Linked DNA regions of Homo sapiens: regions 2 and 3 are each linked to region 1. Evidence: read pairs that join two places in POLR2A ChIA-PET (ENCODE). Cell type or tissue: OCI-LY7. All regions are shown on one strand. Each heading gives the region's core, and the rest is flanking DNA. Links, peaks and the distances in the headings are about the cores only.

Region 1 (6,765 bases), core at 1,766-6,765:
CCCAGCCGACAACTAATTTTTAAAAATTCTTCTGGTGTAGGATATTCTCTCTGATCAACACTGCCCTCAGCCCATCATGTAATTTGCATGGTTTATGTGCATATATACCCTCACCGATATGTCTATTTTACACCTCTGTCAGTTTGGCACATGTTCTGCAAGACGGCAACTTTCTTCCCTTAGGTTTCTGCAGTGTTGGGGAAGGGATATAGTCCTCCAATGTTAACAAGTTATTCTGGAGAAGAACCAATGAGTTCACCTGCCTAGGTCAATCTAAATCAGGTGTTTTACATTAAAAATTTCCCATTGTTCTTCAGCTTGTTCTTGTGAAATACTATTCTACCCTCTGGTCCCAGAACAAAACAGCTGACTCCTCAGAGCACTTGCACCTGCTTCACTACCCAGGGGGACAGATACCCAGGCTGAGAACTGTAGCTGTGGCAGAACCATGCTCCCACCAGGGGTATTCATGGTTGGAGCTCTCTTAGGAGCTTCGAGAGCTTTCTTCTTCTTCTTCTTTTTTTTTTTTTTTTTGAGACAGGGTCTCACTCTGTCGCCCAGCCTGGAGTACAGTGGTACAATCTCGGCTCACTGCAGCCTCTGCCTCCTGGGTTCAAGCAATTCTCCTGCCTCAGCCTCCTGAGTAGCTGGGATTACAGGCATGCACCACCACATTGGGCTAATTTTTTTGTATTTTAGTAGAGACGGGGTTTCACCATGTTGCCCAGGCTGGTCTTGAACTCCTAAGCTCAGACAATCTGCCTGCCTCGGCCTCCCAAAGTGCTAGGATTACAAGCGTGAGCCACTGTGCCCGGCCCCCCAAATAGATTTTTAATAAGCGCATGAAACGATGAACATATTTGTTTCCCAGTTTCCCAACACATTATGACTTCTTTGAGGGTAAGGACAAGCTCATGCCCATCTCTGGATTAGCAGCACCTAGCCCAGTGCTTGCATATCAGAGTGGCCCAATAAATGTTAAAACGCATACTCTCTGTTTGAAATGGATGGAAAGGCTGGGCGTGGTGGCTCACGCTGTAATCCCAGCACTTTGAGAGGCCGAGGCAGGCGGATCACCTGAGGTCAGGAGTTCGAGACCAGCCTGGCCAACATGGTGAAACCCTGACTCTACTAAAAATACAAAAATTAGCCAGGCATGGTGGTGTGTGCCTGTAGTCCCAGCTACTTGGGAGGCTGAGCCAGGAGAATCGCTTGAGCCCGGGAGGTGGAGGTTGCAGTGAGCCAAGACTGCACCACTGCACTCCAGCCTGGATGACACAGACTCTGTCGCAAAAAAAAATAAAAAATGGATGGAAAGACTCTACTGGATAGTTGGCCAAAAGTGGAGTCTATTACTGAGAAACAAAATCTTTCCCTGTGGAATTGAACTGACAGCGTATATGTCTATCATTATGGCAGAACGAACCCCATGCTATGGAATGTTCTACAGCAGTAAACGAGGAAATGAACCACAGTTACATGGAAAATGCTCCACACTTTATTATTAGTTTAAAAAAATTGCAAACAATGTAATTGTGTAACATTTTATGGTTTTAAAAAAGATAAAAGGCAAACAAGGTGTTGGTTGCAAAAAATAAAAAATGTATATTATGAAAAGATAAAAGCTACATGTTTCTAGGATATCTATATGTGTAAAAGAGGGAAAGACCTGGAAACTTATACACCACACTGACAATAGCAGGTGCCTCCACAAGAGAGAGTGGGGGTTTGGGTTGGCATCAAGGAAATTTGCCTTTGTGTAGAATGAATTTTTTAAAGATTACATTTGTGTATTATTTGTGTAATTAAATTCTGTTAAAATTTTAACTGAATTTCTATTTCTACCAATTTGTCTACTGCCTGAATACATAACTACTCTTAAAAGGAAGAATAGCTCTCCCTCCCCCTCCCCCTTTCCCCAGGGTCTCCCTCTCCCTCTCTTTCCACGGTCTCCCTCTGATGCCCAGCCGAAGCTAGACTGTACTGCTGCCATCTCGGCTCACTGCAACCTCCCTGCCTGATTCTCCTGCCTCAGCCTGCCGAGTGCCTGCGATTGCGGGCGCGCGCCGCCACGCCTGTGTTTTTTTGGTGGAGACGGGGTTTCGCTGTGTTGGCCGGGCTGGTCTCCAGCTCCTAACCGCGAGTGATCCGCCAGCCTCGGCCTCCCGAGGTGCCGGGATTGCAGACGGAGTCTCGTTCACTCAGTGCTCAATGTTGCCCAGGCTGGAGTGCAGTGGCGTGATCTCGGCTAGCTACAACCTCCACCTCCCAGCCGCCTGCCTTGGCCTCCCAAAGTGCCGAGATTGCAGCCTCTGCCCGGCCGCCACCCCGTCTGGGAAGTGAGGAGCGTCTCTGCCTGGCTGCCCATCGTCTGGGATGTGAGGAGCCCCTCTGCCCGGCTGCCCAGTCTGGGAAGTGAGGAGCGCCTCTTCCCGGCCGCCATCCCGTCTAAGAAGTGAGGAGCGTCTCTGCCCGGCCGCCCATCATCTGAGATGTGGGGAGCGCCTCTGCCCCGCCGTAGCCACCCCGCCAGCCGCCCCGTCCGGGAGGGAGGTGGGGGGCCAGCCCCCGCACGGCCAGCCGCCCCGTCCGGGAGGGAGGTGGGGGGGCGCCTCCGCCCGGCCGCCGCCCCGTCCGGGAGGTGGGGGGCGCCTCTGCCCGGCCGCCCCTTCTGGGAGGTGAGGAGCCCCTCTGCCCGGCCACCACCCCGTCTAGGAGGTGTACCCAACAGCTCATTGAGAACGGGCCATGATGACAATGGTGGTTTTGTGGAATAGAAAAGGGGGAAAGGTGGGGAAAAGATAGAGATCGGATTGTTGCTGTGTCTGTGTGGAAAGAAGTAGACATGGGAGACTTCATTTTGTTCTGTACTAAGAAAAATTCTTCTGCCTTGGGATGCTGTTGATCTATGACCTTACCCCCAACCCTGTGCTCTCTGAAACATGTGCTGTGTCCACTCAGGGTTAAATGGATTAAGGGCGGTGCAAGATGTGCTTTGTTAAACAGATGCTTGAAGGCAGCATGCTCGTTAGGAGTCATCACCACTCCCTAATCTCAAGTACCCAGGGACACAAACACTGCGGAAGGCCGCAGGGTCCTCTGCCTAGGAAAGCCAGAGACCTTTGTTCACTTGTTTATCTGCTGACCTTCCCTCCACTATTGTCCTATGACCCTGCCAAATCCCCCTCTGCCAGAAACACCCAAGAATGATCAATAAAAAAAAAAAAAAAAAAAAAAGGAAGAATAGACTCTCTCTGGGACTGCCAATAATTTTTCCTTCTAAGCATAGACACCGGACCACTCTCCACCTAAGCATCACGAAAAATGTAGAGAAAGGAAGAGCTAAGAGCTCCTTAAACAAGTTCAGGCTTGACACAACCCTGGCCCTGACAGCCAGGGTCTTCAAGCGGGCCTTTCTGTGAAGGGTGGCCAGGCATCAACTTAGTAGGAGAGAAAACAGATGACTTATTTCCATCCACACTTAAGGAAAATGCAGTCTCCAAGGACTGCGTACATTTCTTTTTCGAGAAGGAGTCTCGCTGTTGTCGCCCAGGCTGGAGTGCAGTGGCGCAGTCTGGGCTCACAGCAACCTCTGCCTCCCGGATTCAAGCAATTCTCCTGCCTCAGCCTCGTGAGTAGCTGGGATTACAGGCACCCGCCACCACGCCTGGCTAATTTTTGTAGTTTTGGTAGAGACGGGGTTTCACCATGTTGGCCAGGCTGGTCTCGAACTCCTGACCTCCAGTGATTCGCCCGCCTTGGCCTCCCAAAATGCTGGGATTACAGGCGTGAGCCACCGCGCCCGGGCGACTGCGCACATTTCTATGGAGCTGTAAGTTAAAAGAGAAGGCAGTGAGGTGCTTCTGTCATTCTATGACAGAAACAGCTAAAGAGTAGAGAAATGTTCACAAGATTTAATAGAACAGAAATAGGAGAAGGTGCACACAAGCTCAACCAACTATAGCCTCACAAATAAAAGTGTCTTTTGTGTGTAGTACTTAAGTTTGGAATATTCTTTCTTATACAAATGAGTGGGGCTTAACCTAAGAAATCCTGGCCAGATTCTGCGACGAATGCATCGGTTATCTCTGACCCATCAGCAAACATCTTTTTCTGTGGCTTCAGTTTCCTCAGTAAAACAGAGGGGGTTGCGACGGACTCAGTCCGAGGGACAGCCATTCTCCAACGTCTATCCAAAGCCTAGGGCACCTCAATACTAACCGGCAGGCCAGCGCCCCCTCCGCGGGGCTGCGGACAGGACGCCTGTTATTCCATTCCTCGGCCGGGCTCTACAGGTGACCGGAAGAAGAGCCCCGAGTGCGGGACTGCAGTGCGCCCGACCTGCTCTAGGCGCAGGTCACTCCCGAACCCCGGCAGCAAAGCATCCAGCGCCGGAAAAGGTCCCGCGGTCGCCCCGGGGCCGGCGCTGGGGAGGAAGGAGTGGAGCGCGCTGGCCCCGTGACGTGGTCCAATCCCAGGCCGACGCCGGCTGCTTCTGCCCAACCGGTGGCTGGTCCCCTCCGCCGCCCCATTACAAGGCTGGCAAAGGGAGGGGGCGGGGCCTGGGACGTGGTCCAATGAGTACGCGCGCCGGGGCGGCGGGGGCGGGGCCGGGCGCGCAGCGCAGGGCCGGGCGGCCGAGGCTCCAATGAGCGCGCGCCGCGTCCGGGGCCGGCTGGTGCGCGAGACGCCGCCGAGAGGTTGGTGGCTAATGTAACAGTTTGCAAACCGAGAGGAGTTGTGAAGGGCGCGGGTGGGGGGCGCTGCCGGCCTCGTGGGTACGTTCGTGCCGCGTCTGTCCCAGAGCTGGGGCCGCAGGAGCGGAGGCAAGAGGTAGCGGGGGTGGATGGAGGTGCGGGCCGGCCACCCCTCCTAGGGGAGACAGCGTGCGAGCTCCGGGGGCGGGTCGGGAGCGCAAGGGAGGGCCGCGCGGACGCCGGGCGCTCGGCCTCGCACCGGGGGGCACGCAGCTCGGCCCCCGGTCTGTCCCCACTTGCTGGGGCGGGCCGGGATCCGTTTCCGGGAGTGGGAGCCGCCGCCTTCGTCAGGTGGGGTTTAGGTGAACACCGGGTAACGGCTACCCGCCGGGCGGGGAACCTTACCGCCCCTGGCACTGCGTCTGTGGGCACAGCGGGGCCGGGGAGTGAGCTGGGAAAGGGGAGGGGGCGGGACAACCCGCAGGGATGCCGAGGAGGAGATAGGCCTTTCCTTCATCCTAGCTACCCCCAACGTCATTACCTTTCTCTTCCCGTCCAGGCCCAGCTGGCTTTCCCCGTCAGCGGGGGAGCTCCAGGTGTGGGGAGGTGGTTGAGCCCTGGGCGGGGATCCCTGGCCGCACCCCAGGTGTCTGACAACAGGCACAGTGCTGCGGTGCGCCACTCACTGCCTGTGTGGTGGACAAAAGGCTCGGGTCTCCTTTCTCTTGTCCTGTTAGCTTCTCTGTTTAGGGATGTGGCAAAGCCGAGGACCCATGCTCTTTCACTTGGGCCTTTGTGTGGGCGCTGCTGGGATGATTAGAGAATGGTTTGTACCCATCAGGAGGGAGAAGGGGAGAAGTAGGCTGATCTGCCCTGGGTAAGAATGAAGTAGATATGAATCTTACAGCCTCTCCGTTCTGGGATGTGATTCTGTCTCCTTCACTCCGGGTATCCAGTTTTAAGTGTTTTCTTTCTTCGCCTCCCCCAGGGGCACTATGGCAGACAAAGTTAGGAGGCAGAGGCCGAGGAGGCGAGTCTGTTGGGCCTTGGTGGCTGTGCTCTTGGCAGACCTGTTGGCACTGAGTGGTATGTACCCCAGTAGAGGGAGCAAATGGATAAATGATGACTGAAGGATGCATGATGGGAATTGAGCTTGGGGCTGTTGGCCAGAAGTCTCTTGAGTTGTTAGGTCCAGGCCTTTTTGTCTTTTGCCATCTTCGTTTACCCATGGAAAGTGGTATGCTTTGATTAGAGGGAGTCCCAGGAAGGTGGGCGAAGGGAGAGCTAACTGACAAACCTCTTTTCCCTTCAGATACACTGGCAGTGATGTCTGTGGACCTGGGCAGTGAGTCCATGAAGGTGGCCATTGTCAAACCTGGAGTGCCCATGGAAATTGTCTTGAATAAGTGAGGGTGGCCCCCGTGTTAAGGGTGGGGAACGAGGGAGTCTGGGCTCCAAGTGTGAATGTGTTAGTCATAGTGCCCACAGCAGACTTCGGCATCTGAGTGGTTAAATGTGTGTGAGTGTCGAGGCTTCTGAGTCCTTCTGCTGCAGGCACCTGGGCCCAAAATCTCTTTTCCTCAGGGAATCTCGGAGGAAAACACCGGTGATCGTGACCCTGAAAGAAAATGAAAGATTCTTTGGAGACAGTGCAGCAAGCATGGTGAGCTAGCAGTCCCTCTTCCCAGAGTGGTGGGCAGAGGAGAGGAGATGGCAGCCCCCAGAGTCTGTTTCCTTATCAGTCTCTGTGATGTAAGAGGTAGGTAATGGTGGACTTGGGAGCCTAATACTAGTCTGCTCCTTCTTCACCCCTCAGGCGATTAAGAATCCAAAGGCTACGCTACGTTACTTCCAGCACCTCCTGGGGAAGCAGGCAGATAACCCCCATGTAGCTCTTTACCAGGCCCGCTTCCCGGAGCACGAGCTGACTTTCGACCCACAGAGGCAGACTGTGCACTTTCAGATCAGCTCGTGAGTGCTCTGTTGGGGAAGGTGGTCTCGGCAACGCTGCTGGGCTCCTCATTGGTGTGTGTTCCTGATTGTCCTGCCTTAATGCCTGGCTTTCCTT
Region 2 (6,939 bases), core at 1,333-6,332, 340 kb after region 1:
GCAGTGGCCAGGCGTTCCTCCAGAACCTCCTCCCCCAGGAACTTGCTACAAGTGCCAGAAATCTGACCACCAGGCCGAGGAATGCCTGCAGCCCAGGATTCCTCCTAAGCCGTGTCCCATCTGCGCGGGACCCCACTGGAAATCGGACTGTTCAACTCACCTGGCAGCCACTCCCAGAACCCCTGGAATTCTGGCCCAAGGCTCTCTGACTGACTCCTTCTCGGCTTAGCAGCTGAAGACTGATGCTGCCTGATCGCCTTGGAAGCCCCGTAGACCATCGCGGATGCCGAGCTTTAAGTAATCTCACAGTGGAGGGTAAGTCCTTCCCCTTCTTAGTCAATACGGAGGCTACCCACTCCACATTACCTACTTTTCAAAGGCCTGTTTCCCTTGCCTCCATAACTGCTGTGCGTATTGACAGCCAGACTTCTAAACCTCTTAAAACTCCCCAACCCTGCTGCCAATTTAGACAATACTCTTTTGAGCACTCCTTTTAGTTATCCCCACCTGCCCAGTTCCCTTATTAGGCTGAGACACTTTAACTAAATGATCTGCTTCCCTGACTATTCCTGGATTACAGCTGCATCTTATTGCTGCCCTTCTTCCCAATCCAAAGCCTCCTTTGCGTCCTCCTCTTGTATTCCCCCACCTTAACCCACAAGTATAAGATACCTCTACTCCCTCCTTGGTGACCAATCATGCACCCCTTACCATCTCATTAAAACCTAATCACCCTCACACGGCTCAATGCCAATATCCCATCCCACAGCATGCTTTGAAAGGATTAAAGCCTGTTATCACTCGCCTGCTACAGCATGGCCTTCTAAAGCCTATAAACTCTCCTTACAATTCCCCCATTTTACCTGTCCTAAAACCAGACAAGCCTTACAAGTTAGTTCAGGATCTATGCCTTATCAACCAAATTGTTTTGCCTATCCACCCCATGGTGCTAAACCCATATACTCTCCTATCCTCAATACCTCTCTCCACAATCCATTACTCTGTACTGGATCTCAAACGTGCTTTCTTTACTATTCCTTTGCACCCGTCATCCCAGCCTCTCTTCGCTTCACTTGGACTGACTCTGACACCCATCAGGCTCAGCAAATTACCTGGGCTGTACTGCCACAAGGCTTCACAGACAGCCCCCATTACTTCAGTCAAGCCCAAATTTCATCCTCATCTGTTACCTATCTCGGCATAATTCTCATAAAAACACACGTGCTCTCCCTGTTAATCATGTCTGATTAATCTCCCAAACCTCAATCCCTTACAAAACAACAACTCCTTTCCTTCCTAGGCATGGTTAGTGCGGTCAGAATTCTTACACAAGAGCCAGGACCGCACCCTGTAGCCTTTCTGTGCAAACAACTTGACCTTACTGTTTTAGCCTAGCCCTCATGTCTCCGTGCAGCGGCTGCTGCCGCCCTAATACTTTTAGAGGCCCTCAAAATCACAAACTATGCTCAACTTACTCTCTACATTTCTCATAACTTCCAAAATCTATTTTCTTCCTCATACCTGACGCATATACTTTCTGCTCCCTGGCTCCTTCAGCTGTACTCACTCGTTGTTAAGTCCCACAATTACCATTGTTCCTGGCCCGGACTTCAATCCGGCCTCCCACATTATTCCTGATACCACACCTGACCCCCATGACTGTATCTCTCTGATCCACCTGACATTCACCCAATTTCCCCATATTTCCTTCTTTCCTGTTCCTCACCCTGATCACGCTTGATTTATTGATGGTGGTTTCCACCAGGCCTAATCGCCACACACCAGCAAAGGCAGGTTATGCTATAGTACAAGCCACTAGCCGGCCTCTTAGAACCTCCCATTTCCTTTCCATCGTGGAAATCTATCCTCAAGGAAATAACTTCTCAGTGTTCCATCTGCTATTCTACTATCCCTCAGGGATTATTCAGGCCCCCTCCCTTCCCTACACATCAAGCTCGAGGATTTGCCCCCACCCAGGACTGGCAAATTAGCTTTACTCAACATGCCCCGAGTCAGATAACTAAAATACCTCTTAGTCTAGGTAGACACTTTCACTGAATAGGTACAGACCTTTCCTACAGGGTCTGAGAAGGCCACCGCAGTCATTTCTTCCCTTCTGTCAGACATAATTCCTCAGTTTAGTCTTCCCACCTCTATACAGTCTGTTAACAGACCAGCCTTTATTAGTCAAATCAGCCAAGCAGGTTTTCAGGCTCTTAGTATTCAGTGAAACCTTTATATCCCTTACTGTCCTGTGTCTTCAGGAAAAGTAGAACGGACTAAAGGTCTTTTAAAAACACACCTCACCAAGCTCAGCCACCAACTTAAAAAGGACTGGACAATACTTTTACCACTTTCCCTTCTCAGAAGTCAGACATGTCCTCAGAATGCTACAAGGTACAGCCCATTTGAGCTCCTGTATAGATGCTCCTTTTTATTAGGCCCCAGTCTCATTCCAGACATCAGACCAACTTCCACCGTGCCCCCAAAAAAACTTGTCATCCCTACTATCTTCTGTCTAGTCATACTCCTATTCACCGTTCTCAACTACTCATACATGCTCTGCTCTTGTTTACACTGCCGGTTTACACTGTTTCTCTAAGCCATCACAGCTGATATCTCCTGGTGCTATCCCCAAACTGCCACTCTTACCTCTTGAAGTAAATAAATAATCTTTGCTGGCAGGACTATGCTGAATCTCCTTAGGCACTCTCTAATCAGATGTCCTGAGTCGTCCCAATTCTTAGACCTTTTATACCTGTTTTTCTCCTTCTCTTATTCCATTTAGTTTTTCAATTCATACAAAACTGTATCCAGGCCATCACCAATAATTCTAAATGACAAATGTTTCTTCTAACAACCCCACAATATCACCCCTTACCACAAAATCTTCCTTCAGCTTAATCTCTCCCACTCTAGGTTCCCACGCCACCCCTAATCCCGCTCGAAGCAGCCCTGAGAAACATCCCCCATTATCTCTCCATACCATCCCCCAAAATTTTCGCCATCCCAACACTTTACCACTATTTCATTTTATTTTTCTTATTAATATAAGAAGACAGGAATGTCAGCCCTCTGGGCCCAAGCTAAGCCATCATATCCCCTGTGACCTGCACGTACACATCCAGATGGCTGGTTGCTGCCTTAACTGATGACAATCCACCACAAAAGAAGTGAAAATGGCCCGTTCCTGCCTTAACTGATGACATTGTCTTGTGAAATTCCTTCTCCTGGCTCATCCTGGCTCAAAAGCTCCCCCACTGAGCACCTTGTGACCCCCACTCCTGCCTGCCAGAGAACAACCCCCTTTGACTGTAATTTTCCTTTATCTACCCAAATCTTATAAAATGGCCCCACCCCTATCTCTCTTCACTGACTCTCTTTTTGGACTCAGCCTGCCTGCACCCAAGTGATTAAAAGCTTTATTGCTCACACAAAGCCTGTTTGGTGGTCTCTTTACACGGACGTGCATGAAAGTGGCCGGGCACAGTGGCTCAGGCCTGTAATCCCAGCACTTTGGGAGGCCGAGGCAGCTGGATCACAAAGTCAGGAGTTTGAGACTAGCCTGACCAACATGGTGAAACCCTGTCTCTACTAAAAATACAAAAATTAGCCGAGTGTGGTGGCATGCACCTGTAATCCCAGCTACTCAGGAAGCTGAGGCAGGAGAATCGCTTGAACCTGGGAGGCGGAGGTTGCAGTGAGCCAAGATCACGCTATTGCACTCCAGCCTGGGTGACAGAGAGAGACGCCATCTCAAAAAATAAAAATAAAAAGTAAAGGGGAAAAAGCAGGCAGGAGGGGAAAGGGAACATTAAAAAAAAAAAAAAGAGGGAGGATATGGTCACTTTGTTTTGCGGCTTTGTTTAAGCTCACTGAATCCACATGTTGCACAGGAAAAAAAGGGAGTAGAAGGCCGGGCACGGTGGCTCACGCCTGTAATCCCAGCACTTTGGGAGGCCGAGGTGGGAGGATCACCTGAGGTCAGGAGTTTGAGACCAGCCTGGCCAACAAGGCGAAACCCCATCTCTAATAAAAATACAAAAATTAGCCAGGCGTGGTGATGCACGCCTGTAATCCCAGCTACTGGGGAGGCTGAGGCAGGAGAATCGCTTGAACCCGGGAGGCAGAAGTTGCAGTGAGCCAAGATCACACCACTGCACTCCAGCCTGGGTGACAGAACAAGACTCCGTCTCAAAAAAAGAAAAAAAAAAAAGGGGGTGGGGGCGGGGGGTAAAAGGAACAGTCAATTCTGTATTCATCTCACATGGTAAATTGGCACTTTACATAAGACAAAATAAACAGAGTACAGGAAACAGTCAAATATGCATTTATCTTGGAGTGGGTGGGGACGATGATTTCTAGTCTCCTCTTGTCCCTTACCTACCCTCATCCCCCGCCTGCAAAGATAAGCTGTTAATTTACATTGTCAGGGTGAAGGAGGCCACCTGTGGCCTTCCATCTGCAGCTATCAGTTTAGAAACAAAAGGAAAGGCACTTGTTCCCGCCCCCTCCCGTGACTCAGCTTCCACACTTAACTTTTCCTTTTTGGCATAGTGAATTTGGGCTCCCAAGATTTTATTCTTCCTTTCACACTTTCTGGCTTATCAAGTTGCTCATTTACTTCTCAAGGTCAGCTAGGTGCCTGGAATTTCCCTTGAAGGAAGGAACTCAAGGTTTTTGTTTTATTTCCATGCTGGGGTGGTCGGGGGAGCAGCCACAGGCCTCTAAGGAGGAATCCTGCTCTGTCTCAATCACAGGGTCTCTGCTAAGAGAATGCAGCCTTCTAACATGCTGCTAGACACAGGCAGGATGAAACACTCCAGTCTGGTGGAACAAAACCTAAATCAAGCTTGTCCAACCCACAGCCCACAGAGTGCATGTGTCCCGAGACAGCCTTGAATGCGGCCCAATGCAAATTCTCAAACTTTCTTAAAACATCATGAGATTTTTTTGTGATTTTTTTTTTTTTTTTAGCTCATCAGCTATCGTTAGTGTATTTTATGTGCAGCCCAAGGCAATTCTTCTTCCAGAGCAGCCCAGGGAAGCCAAAAGATGGGGCAACCCTGAAAATCAAGTCACTGCAGTGTGGTTTCACAACCTTTTACACAGGCCTCAGAGCTAAGCTAGTGCAGGGATCCAGGGCCTGTGGCCTGAGACAGGCCAGGCCCCTTTGGGAAGGACCCTGCAATGTGCCACAGGTAACCTGTGACTCTTCCCCACGCCCTCACCCTCCCACCCCATATGCACAGAGGGATCTGCAGCCATTCCCCAGGGTAACGGGGGCAGTCACTGTGTGCAGGGGCAGATGTGGGTTTGGGGGCTGTAAATAAAAAATAAAATTCTAAGGCCCCCCTAATCATCTGAATGGACCCCTCCTCTTGGCCAAAGACATTCCAAAGTTAACCTGAAAAACTAGTTCAGGCCATGATAGAAAAGGAGGTTGGACATGCCTCATTATCCCTCCAGCATCAACATCAACACAAACCTTACCTCTGATAAGAAACATTTACAATCTATTCTCTCTGAAGCCTGCTACATGGAGGCTTCATTTACATGATAAAACCTTGATCTCCACATCCACTTATCATAACCCAGACATTCCTTTTTTACTGATAACTGTTTTTTTTTTTTTTTTTTTTTTTTTTTTTGGAGACAGAGTTTTGCTGTTGTTGCCCAGGCTGGAGTGCAATGGTGTGATCTCGGCTCACCACAACCTCTGCCTCCTGGGTTCAAGCGATTCTTCTGCCTCAGCCTCCTGAGTAGCTGGGATTACAGGCATGTGTCACCATGCCCGGCTAATTTTGTATTTTTAGTAGAGACAGGGTTTCTCCATGTTGGTCAGGCTGGTCTTGGACTCCTGACCTCAGGTGATCCGCCCACTTCAGCTGTATTCTGACCACCCTGGGCACATGTCATCAGGGCCTCCTGAGACTGTGCCATGGGCCCTGCTTAACCTTTGCAAAATAAACTTTTTTTTTTTTTTCAGACGAAGTCTTGCTCTGTCACCAGGCTGGAGTGCAGTGGTGTGATCTCAGCTCACTGCAACCTCTGCCTCCTGGGTTCAAGCAATTCTCCTGCCTCAGCCTCCTGAGAAGCTGGGACTACAGGCACGCACCACCACGCCCAGTTTATTTTTTGTATTTTTAGTAGAGACGAGGTTTCACCATGTTGGCCAGGATGGTCTCAATCTCTTGACCTTGTAATCTGCCCACCTCGGCCTCCCAAAGTGCTGGGATTACAGGCGTGAGCCACCACGCCCAGCAGCAAAATAAACTTTCAAAATCGATTGAGACCTGTCTCAGATACTTTTGGGTTCACAAGGCCCTGAGACTAATACAATTTGAGGTACCATTTTTTAATAAAATAACCCAAAATGACAAATAAACAGTTGTAAATAAAGCAAATACTATTTATTTATTTTCTCTTTTTTAGAGAGATGAGGTCTTGCTCTGTCGCCCAGGCTAGAGTGCAATGGTGCAGTCATAGCTCACTGCAGCCTCAACCTGCTGGGCTCAAGTGGTCCTCCCGCCTCAGCCTCCTGAGTAGCTGGGATTACCAGTGTGCAACACCATGGTTGGCCAATTAAAAAATTTTTTTTTATAGAGACAGTGTCTCACTATGTTGTCCAGGCTTTTCTCAAACTCCTGGGCTCAAGTGATCCTCCTGCTTCGGCTTCCTAAGATGTCAGAGGCGTTTGAACTTTAGATTCCATTTGAGGTTTTTTTGTTGTTTTTTTGTTCTTGAGATGGAGTCTCACTCTGTTGCCCAGGCTGGAGTCCAGTGGTGTGATCTTGGCTCACTGCAACCTCTGCCTCCTGGGTTCCAGCAATTCTCCTGCCTCAGCTTCCTGAGTAGCTGGGAATACAGGTGTGCACCACCATGTCTGGCTAATTTTTGTATTTCTTAGTAGAGACGGGGTTTCACCATATTGGCCAG
Region 3 (6,939 bases), core at 1,051-6,050, 200 kb after region 1:
TCAAATTGATTTTTGAAGTTAATTTGAGAGAATAAATTGGCTGGGCATGGTGGCTCACATCTGTAATCTCAGCACTTTGGGAAGCCAAGACAGGAGGATCCCTTGAGGCCAGGAGTTCAAGACCAGCCTAGGCAACATAGCAAGACTCCATTTCTACAAAAAATTGTTAAAAATTTGCCGGGCTTGATGGGTGCACGCCTATAGTCCTAGCTTCTCAGGAGGCTGAATGAGGAGGATTGCTCGAGCCCAGGAGTTTGAGGCTGCAGTGAGCTATGATAGCGCCACTGCACTCCAGCCTGGGTGACAGAGCAAGAACCTGACTCTAAAAAAAAAAATTATAAAATAAACAGACAAGAATAGAGTTTTTTTTCTTTTGGAAAATAAATACAATAAGGTAGGATTTCCCCTATTAGATATTATGTTAAGCTGTGTGTAGTGGCTCACACCTATAATCCCAGCACTTTGGGAGGCCGAGGTGGGCAGATCACCTGAAATCAGGAGTCTGAGACCAGCCTGGCCAACATGATAAAACCCCTGTCTCTACTAAAAATACAAAAAAAAAAAAAAAAAAAAAAAAAAAGCCAGGCATGGTGGTGCACACCTGTTATTCCAACTACTCGGGAGGCTGAGGCAGGAGAATTGCTTGAATCCAGGAGATGGGGGTTCCAGTGAGCTGCGATTGCACCACTGAACTCCAGCCTGGACAACAGAGCAAGACTCCATCTCATGGCTGGGCGCAGTGGCTCACACCTGTAATCCCAGCACTTTGGGAGGCTGAGGCGGGCGGATCATGAGGTCAGGAGTTCGAGACCAGCCTGACCAACATGGTGAAACCCCATCTCTACTAAAAATACAAAAATTAGCCAGGCGTGGTGGCGCACGCCTGTAATCCCAGCTACTCAGGAGGCCAAGGCAGGAGAATCGCTTGAACCCAGGAGATGGAGGTTGCAGTGAACTGAGATTGTGCCACTGAACTCCAGCCGGGCGACAGAGTGAGACTCCGTTTCAAAAAAAAAAAAAAAAAAAAAGACTCCAACTCAAAAAAAAAAAAAGAAAAGAAATGATGTTAAGAGGAATTCAGGTTCTGGAGAAAGAGAATCTGGGTTTAGGCCAGGTGCAGTGGCTCACGCCTGTAATCCCAGCACTTTGGGAGCCCGTGGTGGGCTGATCACGAGGTCAGGAGATCGAGACCATCCTGGCTAACATGGTGAAACCCCGCCTCTACTAAAAAAATTACAAAAAAAAAAATTAGCCCGGCGTGGTGGTGGGCACCTGTAGTCACAGCTACTCGGGAGGCTGAGGCAGGAGAATGGCGTGAACCTGGGAGGCAGAGCTGGCAGTGAGCCAAGATTGCACCACTGCACTCCAACCAGGGCGACAGAGTAAGACTCCGTCTCAAAAAAAAAAAAGAAGAAAATTGGGTTTGAATCTGACTTTGCCACTTCCTGAACATGTCACTGCTATGGACTGCATGGTGTCCCCTCAGATTCATATGTTGAGGCCCTCCCCTTCTCCTCCCCGTCTCCTTTCCCCACCCCCTGCCCAGCACAAAGGAAAGGGCACTTCATGAAGACACAGCGAGAAGGTGGCCATCTACAAACCAGGGAGAAAGCCCTTGCCCAAAGCTGAACCCTGCCAGAACCTTCCAGCCTCTAGAACTGTGAGAAGATATTGATAAATTTCTGTTGTACAAGCCACTCAGTCTGTAGTATTTTGTATGGCAGCCCGAGCAGACTAAGGCTGCCATCTTGGGAAACCTTCCTAACATCTCGTAGCCTCTGTTTCTTCCTCCTGTAAAATGGGAGTAAGAATATCATTTACAGCATCCTTATGAGTATTAAAGGAAATAGTATATGTCAAACACTCAGCAGAATGCCTGGCCCATAACAGTTGTTCAACAAATGACGATTACAGTGATAACAACTGCACCACTGGGCAAAAATCTGTAGAAAGACCAATGGAACAGAACAGATAACCCAGAAACAGACCTCAGCATTTCCATAAGCTCCAGGAGTGCAGAGAAAGTCTATGTTTGTACTCACCATTGTGTCATTTTCCCCATGCCTAACATATATAGGGCATACAGGAAGTGCTTAAAAAGTGTATGTTGTATTAGAATTTCATACACATGGCTGGGCATGGTGGCTTACACCTGTAATCCCAGCACTTTAGGAGGCCCAGGTGGGAGAATGACGTGAGCTCAGGAGTCCCAGGCCAGCCTGGGCAACGTCGCGAAACCCCATCTGTACAAAAAATACAAAAATTAGCCAGGCATGGTGGCACGTGCCTGTAGTCCCAGCTTAAGCCTGGGAGGTTGAGGCTGCAGTGAGCTAAGATTGTGCCACTGCACTCCAGCCTGGGGTATAAAGTGAGACTCTGTCTCAAAAAAACCCCAAAATGTAATACATGCTAAAGAAGGACTCATAAATCAGTGGTGAAAGAGAAGACTAGTCTTTCAATAATACTGGGAAAATTGCTTACAGTTTTGGACTAAAATAACCAGATTTTATTATTTCATTTTATAAAGAGGCTTTTAAACCTTTTTGGACTATGACCCACAGTAAGAAATATGTGGAACATCTCGCCTGAATATAAATTAATAATTAAAACAAAAGTTTATAAAGCAATATTTATCCTTATTATGTCAGATGGACTCTGATCTATTCTATTCTATTCTATTCTATTCCTATATTATTAAAAAGAAAATTCTGGTGTCTGCCCAGTAAATTGATCTAATAACTCACTAGTGAATAGCTACCAGTAGTTTGAAGAATATTTCTTATACCAAAATTAATTTTTAATTTAAAAAAAGAAAAAATTATAGGTAAATAATATGAGAGTTTATTTATTTATTTATTTTTGAGACAGAGTCTTGCTCTGTATGTCACCCATACAGTACAGTAGCACCATCGGCTCACTGCAACCTCCGCCTCCCGGGTTCAAGCTATTCTCCTGCCTCAGCTTCCCGAGTATCTTGGATTATAGGCATGCACCACCACACCTGGCTAATTTTTTTATTTTTAGTAGAGACGGGGTTTCACCATGTTGGCCAGGCTGGTCTCGAACTCCTGACCTCAAGTGATCTGCCCGCCTCCGCCTCCCAAAGTGCTGGGATTACAGGCATGACCCACTGAGCCGGCCAAATAATAGGAGGTTTTGAAATGAGAAATGACTTGAGATTTTAAAAATAATGAAAAAAATAACAAAGGCAAACATCAACAAATTTGAGAACACCAACATTTTAAATATGTTATAGGGACCACATATGGCAAAGGCAGCTATGACAGACAGGATGTGGTCATCACTGGAGAGAAGAGGCCAGTTATTCTTGACATCTCTTTCTTCCTCATATTCGCCCACATGGAACCCAACAGCAAGTCCCGCAGATGCTGCCTCCATTCGTGCACTTTCTCCCTGGCCACAGGGAGATCTTAGTCCAGACCTGATCTTAGCCCTGATCTTAGTCCAGACCATCATTCTCTCACTCTGGGACTGCTGCCCCTACCTCCCAGCTAGTCTCCCTGCTTCCACTGTGCACCCCACAATCCTTTCTGCTCACAGCAGCCAGAGTCATCTTTTTTTTTTTTTTTTTTTTTGAGACAGGGTCTCACTATGTTGGCCAGGCTAGTCTCAAACTCCTGGTCTCAAGCGATGCTCCTTCCTCGGCCTCCCAAAGTGCCGAGATTGCAGTCATGAGCTACCATGCCCGGCCAAGAGTAATCTTTTTGAAGTATAAATTAAATCACTCTCAGTAATCCAATTAAGAAACTGGCAAATGAAAAATCTTACAAGTGCTGAATCTTCTGTCTGTCTGTATTTATATGTGTTGTGTGTGTGTGTGATGTTTATACATAAAAGAGCTCTGATTAATTGGCAGCAGGCAAGGTGAACCCCTTGGGCGGTTACAGAATGGAAGAGCGGGACTTGACTGTGACAGGCCAGACCTCTCTGCACTTCCACATTCCGAGGAGAAACTGAGGAGTCCAAGAATTCTAAATTCCAGCTGGCTTCCTAGTTCTTTTTTTATTTTTTATTTTCCAAGATGGAGTTTTGCTCTTGTCACCCAGACTGGAGTGCAGTGGCGTGATCTCGGCTCACTGCAACCTCCGCTTCCCAGGTTCAAGGGACTCTCCGGCCTCAGCTTCCCGAGTAGCTGAGATTACAGGCACACCACCACGCCCAGCTAATTTTTGTATTTTTAGTAGAGACGGGATTTCACCATGTTGGTGACAGGCGGGCACCTGTAATCTCAGTTACTCGGGAGGCTGAGGCAGGAGAGTCATCTGAATCCGGGAGGTGGACGTTGAGTGAGATTGTGCCATTGCACTCCAGCCTGGGTAACAGAGGGAGACTCCGTCTCACAAAAGAAAAAGCAAAACAAAAAAGCAAAAAACAAAACACAGCACTTTGTAGATTCCCAGGATTTTAGGAGTTGTATGCTGGGAAATGGTGATAAAGACCAAATATATATTTCAGAATATCACAGGAGGATAAACCATATTTGGTCTAATAGTCTCTTTATAACTTGTAACTATCAGGTATATGGTCTATGAGCCTCCATCTGTATTCTCGCCCAAGCTTTGGCTTTTGGTAGAGACAGGCTTGGCTGCATGGAGGTCTTGGGCCGGGTTCTTCTTCTTGGGGAATCCAGGGGATGCACACACACAGACCCTTGGAGCTTGAGCCCCAACAGAAAATTGACCCTGAAATCTTTGAAGCTTTTATAGGAATGGAGAGGAAATGAAATTTGTCATTTCAAAGCTGAAGTTAATCCATTTTCATTCTAGGAAAACCCTCTGGAAGGGACTTTTAGTTATGTACCTGTAGGGCAGAACTCCTCTTCTGAAATGGAGATGCCTGTGGCCCTGGGGCTCCATGGAGCACCCCTCCTGTGGTCAGCTGATGAAAGGGCCTGTGTTGTAGGCAGAAAGGTGCCTCTTCGGATCAGGTTTCCCTTTAAAATTTTTGATACAGGCCAGGAATGGTGGCTCACGCCTGTAATCCCAGCACTTTGGGAGGCTGAGGTGGCTGGATCACCTGAGGTCAGGAGTTTGAGACCAGCCTGGCCAACATGGCGAAACCCCGTCTCTACTAAAAATACCAAAAAAAAAATCAGCCAGGCATGGTGGTGCGTGCCTGTAATCCCAGCTACCTGGGAGGCTGAGGCAGGAGAATTGCTTGAACCTTGGAGGCAGAGGTTGCAGTGAGCCAAGGTCACGCCATTGCACTCCAGCCTGGGCAACAGAGTGAGACTCAGTCTTAAAAAAAAAAAAAAAATTGGCCGGGTGAGGTGGCACACACCTGTAATCCCAGCACTTTGGGAGGCCGAGTCAGGGGTGGATCATGAGGTCAAGAGATCAAGATCATCCTGGCCTACATGGTGAAACCCCATCTCTACCAAAAATAGAAAAATTAGCTGGGTGTGGTGGCGCACACCTGTAGTCCCAGCTACTCGGGCGGCTGAGGCAGGAGAATGGCTTGAACCCAGGAGGCGGAGGTTGCAATGAGCCAAGATCATGCCATTGCACTCCAGCCTGGCAACATAGAGAGACTCTATCTAAAAAAAAAAAAAAAAATTGAGACAAAATACAATTTATACAATTAATATTTAATAAATGATTATTATGTGCCAGATACTATGATAAGCACTTGATATGAATTATCTCACTCAGCCTTCATAATACCCAATATTACTTTCATTATATAAATGAAATGAGCAAACTGAGGTTCATAGAGTTTAAGTAACTTGTGCAGTGGGCATGCATTTGGCAAGTGACAGAGAAGGGATTTGTACCTACACCTGACTCCAGAGCCTATTCTCTGCCTCCATCATCCTCTGGAATTTTTTCAGGTCATTAATGGAGTGAGTAATTTTCCCAGACTGTCAGAGGGGTTTGAACCAGAGCGACTCCATCTTGAATAGGGGCTGGGTAAAATGAGACTCAGACCTACTGAACTACGTTCCTAGGAGGCTAGGCATTCTAGTCACAGGAATAGACAGGAGGTCAGCACAAGATACGGGTCATAAAGGCCTTGCTGATAAAACATGTTGCAGGTGGCTGGGCGCGGTGGCTCACGCCTGTAATCCCAGGACTTTGGGAAGCCGAGGCGGGCGGATCACGAGGTCAGGAGTTCGACCTGGCCAACATGGTGAAATCGCTACTAAAGATACCAAAAATTAGCTGGGCATGGTGGCGTGCGCCTTTTGCTACTCGGGAGGCTGAGGCAGGAGAATCACTTGAACCCAGGAGAATGGCTTGAACCCGGGAGGCGGAGGTTGCTGTGAACACTCCAGCCTGGGCGACAGGGAGAGACTCTGTCTCAAAAACAAACAAACAAACAAACAAACAAAAAACACACGTTGCAGTGAAGAAGCCAGCCAAAACCCACCAAAACCAAGATAGTGACAAGAGTGACCTCTGGTTGTCCTCACTGCTCATTATACGCTAATTATAAAGCATTAGCATGCTAAAAGACACACCCACCAGCGCCATGACAGTTACAAATGCCATGGCAACATCAGGAAGTTACCCTATATGGTCTCGAAAGGGGAGGAGGCCGGCGCGGTGGCTCACGCCTGTAATCCCGGCACTTTGGGAGGCCGAGGCGGGTTGATCACGAGGTCAGGAGATCGAGACCATCCTGGCTAACATGGTGAAACCTCGTCTTTACTAAAAATACAAAAAATTAGCCTGTGGTGGCGAGCGCCTGTAGTCCCAGCTACTTGGGAGGCTGAGGCAGGAGAATGGCGTGAACCTGGGAGGCGGAGCTTGCAGTGAGCCGAGATCGCGCCACTGCACTCCGGCCTGGGTGACAGAGCGAGACTCCGTATAAAAATAAATAAATAAATAAATAAATAAATAAATAAAATAAATAAATAAATAAAAATAAATTTAAAAAAATAAAAAGGGGAGGAACCCTCAGTTCTGGGAATTGCCC

The links. Peaks named below come from ENCODE experiments on the same cell type or tissue, not always from the same donor. Only the 100,000 strongest peaks of a DNase experiment are listed, where the experiment ranks them.
Region 2: POLR2A ChIA-PET joins it to region 1 with 5 read pairs; 3 of 35 experiments call an interaction of 5 or more read pairs at or near these places.
Region 3: POLR2A ChIA-PET joins it to region 1 with 5 read pairs; 3 of 35 experiments call an interaction of 5 or more read pairs at or near these places.

What each region holds. Positions count from the first base shown.
Region 1 is chr11:119,055,088-119,061,852 of GRCh38, reverse strand. It overlaps HYOU1 (hypoxia up-regulated 1), which reads left to right and starts at 4,648. Exons shown (of 26, transcript NM_006389.5): 1 at 4,648-4,833; 2 at 5,686-5,783; 3 at 6,010-6,103; 4 at 6,282-6,360; 5 at 6,514-6,668. The coding sequence starts at 5,693. RefSeq lists enhancers at 4,141-4,190, 4,550-5,049, 5,050-5,550 and silencers at 4,421-4,700, 4,791-5,070. In OCI-LY7, for the core only: CTCF peaks have their summits at 4,159, 4,816, 5,555 and 5,756 (motif pointing right); DNase peaks (open chromatin) are centred at 4,542, 5,332 and 5,782; H3K4me3 peaks cover 2,921 bases; H3K27ac peaks cover 1,856 bases.
Region 2 is chr11:118,713,569-118,720,507 of GRCh38, reverse strand. It overlaps LOC124902766 (endogenous retrovirus group K member 7 Env polyprotein-like), which reads left to right. Exons shown (of 3, transcript XR_007062912.1): 2 at 1-315. Among named protein-coding and RNA genes, the nearest start is that of TREH, 37 kb to the right of the region's middle. RefSeq lists enhancers at 99-840, 879-1,684, 2,493-3,298, 3,299-4,106, 4,107-4,912. In OCI-LY7, for the core only: no CTCF peak of the experiment used is centred there; a DNase peak (open chromatin) is centred at 4,427.
Region 3 is chr11:118,852,904-118,859,842 of GRCh38, reverse strand. No RefSeq gene overlaps it. Among named protein-coding and RNA genes, the nearest start is that of CXCR5, 28 kb to the left of the region's middle. RefSeq lists an enhancer at 3,329-3,418. In OCI-LY7, for the core only: no CTCF peak of the experiment used is centred there; DNase peaks (open chromatin) are centred at 2,152 and 3,322; H3K27ac peaks cover 1,234 bases.